2 separate regions of the Homo sapiens genome follow, and region 2 is linked to region 1. A link is an interaction called in ENCODE POLR2A ChIA-PET data of the cell type or tissue named here. Cell type or tissue: GM12878. All regions are shown on one strand. Each heading gives the region's core, and the rest is flanking DNA. Links, peaks and the distances in the headings are about the cores only. Region 1 has its middle 27 kb from the start of IRF4. Region 2 overlaps DUSP22 (dual specificity phosphatase 22).

Region 1 (2,914 bases), core at 205-2,704:
GTCATCAATTCCACAAAAGAGTTTGTATTTCAAATATATGTAAAAACTAAACAAAAACTCCAGTACAGTAGCATGCAGCACTCTCAAAGGGAAGGAGGTTTACATCGAGCACCACTTGGTTCTAGACAGGTACCCAGGTGGTAAGTGAAAATTCAGTGAAGTCTAACACAAGATCCTCCACCTTGGCTCTCGTGATACTTGGGCCGGGTAATTCCCAGCTCTGGAGGCTGCCCTGTGCTTTGTAGGGGGCTTAGCACCTTCCCCTATCTTCTTGATGTCAGGAGAAGCCCCCACACCAGGTGTGACAGCCAAAAATGTCTCCAGACAAATGTCCCCAGGGGGCAGTCAGCCCCGGTGGAGAACCACTGTGAGAACCAACTCACTAGTGATCAGTCCTGCACTCCAATAAAAAAGAAACCGGGCTGTTCAATCAAAAGGAAAGATCCACCCAGACGTGCCCCAGGGGGCAGAAGCTCAAAAACTTTATGCCGGGTGAAGAAAGCCAGACATGAAGGATGGCGTGATTCTTTTTATATGAAATGTCCTAAGAAGGCAAACTGATAGAGACAAAAAGCAGATTGGTGGTTGTCAATATGGGGAGTGGGAATGGGAATTCACTGTATTCACTGCATATAGGCAGCGGGATCTTACTGGGGCAATGAAAATATTCTGAAACCAGATGATGGAGATGGCTGCACACTGCAGTAGGTTTACTAAAAATCCTTGTACACTGTAGGCGAGTGAATTTTTTTTTTTTTTTTTTTTTTTGAGGTGGAGTTTTGCTCTTGTCACCCAGGCTGGAGTGCGATGGCTTGATCTCGGCTCACTGCAAACTCTGCCTCCCGGGTTCAAGCAATTCTTCTGCCTCAGCCTCCCGAGTGGCTGGGACTACAGATGCATGCCACCACACCCAGCTAATTTTGTATTTTTAGTAGAGATGGGGTTTCTCCATGTTGGTCAGGCTGGTCTCGAACTCCCGACCTCAGGTGAATTTTATGGTATGTGAATCTTACCTCAATAAAGCTGTTTTCAAAAAGCATGAAAAAAATTAGGAGAGGATGGTGTTTTGTAGGAGAAGAAAATCAAAATAGGAGTTAAAACCAATCCCAGTGACTTCCTTTAACTATGGGAAATAATCTCCTAAAAACAGAGAGATCAGATTCCCCACATTCTAGCTAGCCAAATGACCGTTACGGCAAGCCCACAATATTTTTGCTGGTCAGACAGCTGCAGTGTCTGTTAGCACCTGATGCAACCCAATGGGCTGTCTAATGAGCTCTGGTGTGTATCTTTCTGTGGAAAATAATGTGTATGCATGGTCACCCAAGTTCAACACGGCCAGGGGTGGGGCCGGGGGTCAGCACGGGTGTGTCTTGTAAGGCAGTCTGTGTTGCCTGTTAGGATATAAAACAATTGGTATCAGCAATGAAACATGCCCAGTGTGACCTGCTATTTAAAGAGGAAAAAGGCTTGAAACCACTCAGACGCCCAGAATTCCCCATTGCCCACTCAAAACTCTACCATAGTAAAAAAAAAAAAAAAAAAAAAAAAAAAAAAGTTTCTCTGTCCTTTGGTTTGCATTACAGAACAGCTGCTGTTGCTATTCAAAGACATTCTGAGGACTCTTAGTGTAAATGGGGTAACCCATGTCTTCTTGGAGAATTCAGCTGCTGTTAATTTACTGTAAAAAATATCCACTCTTTTAGAGACCTAGAGATTTTCAGGGGGTTCATGACCTGTCTGAGAGCCACGAGATGGGTGTCTGTCCACTACTGGAGGCCTTTCCTGCCATGTTCTAAATATGAACGTGGCTGTAACACTCAGCCCTGAGTCAGGAGGCAACCTGTGCCGTTTCAGGAATCTGTAGCTCTGTGGAGCCAAGCACCACGAGAAATGCGTAGAAACTGGGGTTTTGGGATAAATTATCCTGGGACGCCAATCTGGCAAAGTTTTGGATAAAGAAAGGTGATAACAGAAAATTCTATCATTTTCGAGACATGTTGTCGCAGCGACAATGAAGAGCGGAAATAGTTTTCATGATTCTAATTTCTCCCAAAGGCCACACATCAAAAAGACACTTCTATCTTTTAATGACTCTCCATCTGGTATGTTACAGAAGAGAAAACTCTGAGAAATCCTGCCCCTACTCTAAGGACTGGGAAACTGTGGACGGGAGAGGCTGCACTGAGCCTGAGCAGAAGGGCCAGTGAGGCAGGGGACGCACCCAGCAGCGTTTGACAACACTGCAGGGAGAGCCACCAAAGTCACAAATCATGCCAAGCGCGAGGTCAGGATCCACCTGATCAGATCCCACTCGTTTCCTAGAAAACGGCGTGTAGAACGTTCTCTCTGGTTTTTGTTGACCAGCAGGCTCTGAAGCGTCACAGGACAGCAGTGTCTATTCTGTGAAATGCACGTCGGGGATTTTACGGTGAGGTCTCCTTGAGTGAGATTTGGGCAACAACCACACTAAGAACAAGGGTCTCATAAAATACGCAAATAAGCAAAAGGTGATGTCGCTGCAGAAGCCACAGTTTGTTTGTTTTTACCTTAAATCTCGCCTGCTTCCTTTTGGCAAATAGATAAATAAATATAAGCTTCAGAGGTCGTTTTGAGAAGTTTTCTTTCCACACGTGAACATTTGTCTAGTGCTATTATCAGATCAAAAAGTATACATCTGGGACAAAAGAAAATCTTCACCACCCAAGTGATGCCAGTCAGGCGAATTTCCCAAATCTCAAGTTGTTTTTTACTTCCGAAGAATGTCATGGTTTTCTGCTTCCTAACCTTTGAGTCTGAAGCTGGTAGACGTCGAAGAGGGCGGTGGGTTTTCTGCTTCCTAACCTTTGAGTCTGAAGCTGGTAGACGTCGAAGAGGGTGGTGGTGGTGTGCCGAGTCAGTTCAGTCTGGCTCA
Region 2 (2,914 bases), core at 148-2,647, 68 kb after region 1:
CCCACCGGCATGTGGCCATCTGTCTGTCAGTCCTGCAGCAGTGGCTGAGTGTTCATTTCCTGCAGGAGGCTCCTCTCCAAGCTGCCTGGGACTGATCTGCATGGCAGGGTCTTCGTGTCTTTCCTATTAACAGCTCACTACAGGATCTAACACAGTGTCTTGACTGTGTTCAATAACAATATGGTGAACAGGTGCATGGATGGATGACTGGATTACGCAGGCAGCCAAGTCACCTGCTGCCAGGTGGAAAAAATGGATTTAGCAGCACAAAGGTGCCTGACCTGCCAGCCCTTCCCGTATGAAAACAGAGCTTCTCAACCCTGTAAGCCCTACTCCACCTTTTGATAACTCTCCAGTTCCAGATCACACAGGCCTCAGGAAATTCTGAGAGGAAGAACCCTCAATAGTGGTTCTCAACTGGGGATGATTTCACTCCCCAGGGGATATCTGCCAACATCAGGGACATTTTTGGTTGTCACAGGTGGGGAGGTGCTACTGGCAACTATTGGGTGAAGATCTGAGATGTTGCTAAACCTCTCATAATCCACATGGCAGTCTCACAAGTAATTATCCTGAAATGTCTACAGGTGTAGCCGTTGAGGAACACCGGTCTATGCCTAGAGGGAACATATTCTCTTTGAATTATAATCCTTTCCCAACTATACTCCCTCATCTTCCTAACAGGGCAAGAGCCATCCTCAAACAAGTGTCAGTCACATCCAAGAACACTCAAAACAGACTGTATTTGCACTTCACAGTTTGGAAAAATGTGTTCTAATAAATTCCCATTTGCTTCTCCCAATAACCCAATTAGTAATTGGGGAAGGTATCATTACCCTCATTTTACAGCCAGTAAGGAGACTGGATTAGCTAACCACCTAAGGTTTCTTAGTTCTATACATCTATGAATCCAGGAAGGAAAAAAATCCTGAAGCTTAGAAACATTTAAGTGACTTCTTCAGGATCACACCCATGAAGCAGCAGTGGTGGAGGTGCCCCAGATCAGGCTTTTTGTTAGCCAGCCCCTCTTAGCAACAGTGCGCTCCCCATGGAAACAAGATGCACCCACTGAAGTGAGGCCTCCCAGCACCATGAGAGGCTTCCCGAGAAGGACAGGGATGGCAGCCATTCCCACCAGGCAGGGTGCTTTCAGAGGACACACAGCAGGGAGGAAGGAAGAGGCCACAAGACCAGGCAGGCCGGATGCTTGATGAGCTAAACGAACCCTGGCAGTCAGTGGAGGGCAAGATGCCAACCAGAGGGTCCTCATATCCTGCCCTAGAATGCAAGGCTTCAGCCCACTTTTAGGCTGATCAAGATAAAGACTTCTTGCACATGAGAAGCATTTGGGGCAGCCTTCTCTGACATAATGTTTGGCTAGAGACTAGTCGTTTGTTTTGTTTTTAATGGGGTATTGTAGTACTGAAGACTAATAAGTAGACAGTGAGGATAGGAGTTTTGTTTATAGGCTCTCCCCCAAAAGATTTGAGGGTTCAGACTCGAGAGAACTTTGAGTCAACTAGGAGTTTTCAAAGGCTCCACAGGAACACGACATTTGCATGCAACACCCTGTTTAGTTTAACCCTAATCTTACCAGAGACATTTACTAGACTAATATCTTAGCAGCGTGGTGAGGCACTCTGCATTGTGGCCGAGCCAGACTGTGGCTTTGAGTCCAGGCTCTGCTACTCACCAGCTGGGTGACCCTGGCAGTTCCCTTAGCCTCTGTGTACAACCAGAAAACAGGCATGAAAATAACAGGATCTACTTCATGGAGTTGTGGCTTACTCTATGTGGTAAAGTACTCAAAACACACCATAAACTCATTGGCAATTATAATTTTGGCCAGTGTGGGGCATCTACCTAGGAATTGCACACACAAACAAAAACAATAAAAAAAAAGTTTTAGTTTCTTGCCTGTAATTACCCCCTTCCTTATCAATGTCAAACATAAAGGAAGAGAGGAGGTGATTTTGGCTATTTGACAAGTAATCGAAGCTATGAGGAGCTTTTCAAGTTACTTTTTAGGAATTTTAAAACTTACTTGGGATGAATTAGCATCTCAGCTCAAAGGAAAGACTTTTCCTATCTTCAAAATCAGTGGAGACTGGGTTCTGCCCTGCCTGGCATTACTTATGCTACCTAACCTCTCCAAATCTCCATTCCCCAATCTGGGCAAATATAAGGTCGTTTGACCTCATAGGGCTACCGTGAGGCTGAGATTTTATAAAGTGTTAAAAAAAATGGTTCACAACTGTGTTGTTGTTGGGTTTTTTTTTTTTTTTTTTTGAAACAGGGTCTCGCTCTGTCGCTCAGGCTGGAGTGCGGTGGCACAATCACGACTCGCTCCAGCCTAGACTTCCCGGGCTGAGGTGATTCTCCCACCTCAGCCTCCCAAGTAGCTGGGACTACAGGCACAAGCCACCACACACTCGGCTGATTGCTTTGTTTTTGTGGGTTTTTTTTTTGTATTTTTGGTAGAAACAGGGTTTTGCCATGTTGCCCAGGCTGGTTCTAAACTCCTGGACTCAAGCAGTCCACCTGCCTCAATCTCCCAAAGTGCTGTGATTACAGGCACGAGCCACCACGCCCAGTCCTGTCTTTATTTCCTCATCTTTAATTTTCTAGAATATAAAAGCCTTTTTCCCCTCCATCTTCTGTATAATCTGCTGCGTACACCTAACGGAAACGGGCACAATATTCCGCCGTACAGGAGCCCGGAACGGACCGACAAGAAGAGCCACCACAGGGATGTGAATGATAAAAACTGCTGTCCCAAAGCACTCAGAATGCAGCGTGCACTGTTTAGACCAGAAATGCTCTTTTGCCAAAAATGACCAATGTGTACGAGATTGGAAAGAAATCTTGTCCCAGTAACCTCAGGGCACACACATTCCAAGTTATGTTAGTTCCA

The links. Peaks named below come from ENCODE experiments on the same cell type or tissue, not always from the same donor. Only the 100,000 strongest peaks of a DNase experiment are listed, where the experiment ranks them.
Region 2: POLR2A ChIA-PET joins it to region 1 with 10 read pairs; 4 of 35 experiments call an interaction of 5 or more read pairs at or near these places.

Annotation. Positions count from the first base shown.
Region 1 is chr6:363,439-366,352 of GRCh38, reverse strand. No RefSeq gene overlaps it. Among named protein-coding and RNA genes, the nearest start is that of IRF4, 27 kb to the left of the region's middle. In GM12878, for the core only: a CTCF peak has its summit at 360 (motif pointing right); DNase peaks (open chromatin) are centred at 1,372 and 1,636; H3K27ac peaks cover 516 bases.
Region 2 is chr6:295,175-298,088 of GRCh38, reverse strand. All of the region lies in intron 1 of DUSP22 (dual specificity phosphatase 22), which reads right to left. Among named protein-coding and RNA genes, the nearest start is that of DUSP22, 4.1 kb to the right of the region's middle. RefSeq lists enhancers at 453-542, 1,283-1,442. In GM12878, for the core only: no CTCF peak of the experiment used is centred there; DNase peaks (open chromatin) are centred at 414 and 1,588; H3K4me3 peaks cover 2,500 bases; H3K27ac peaks cover 2,500 bases.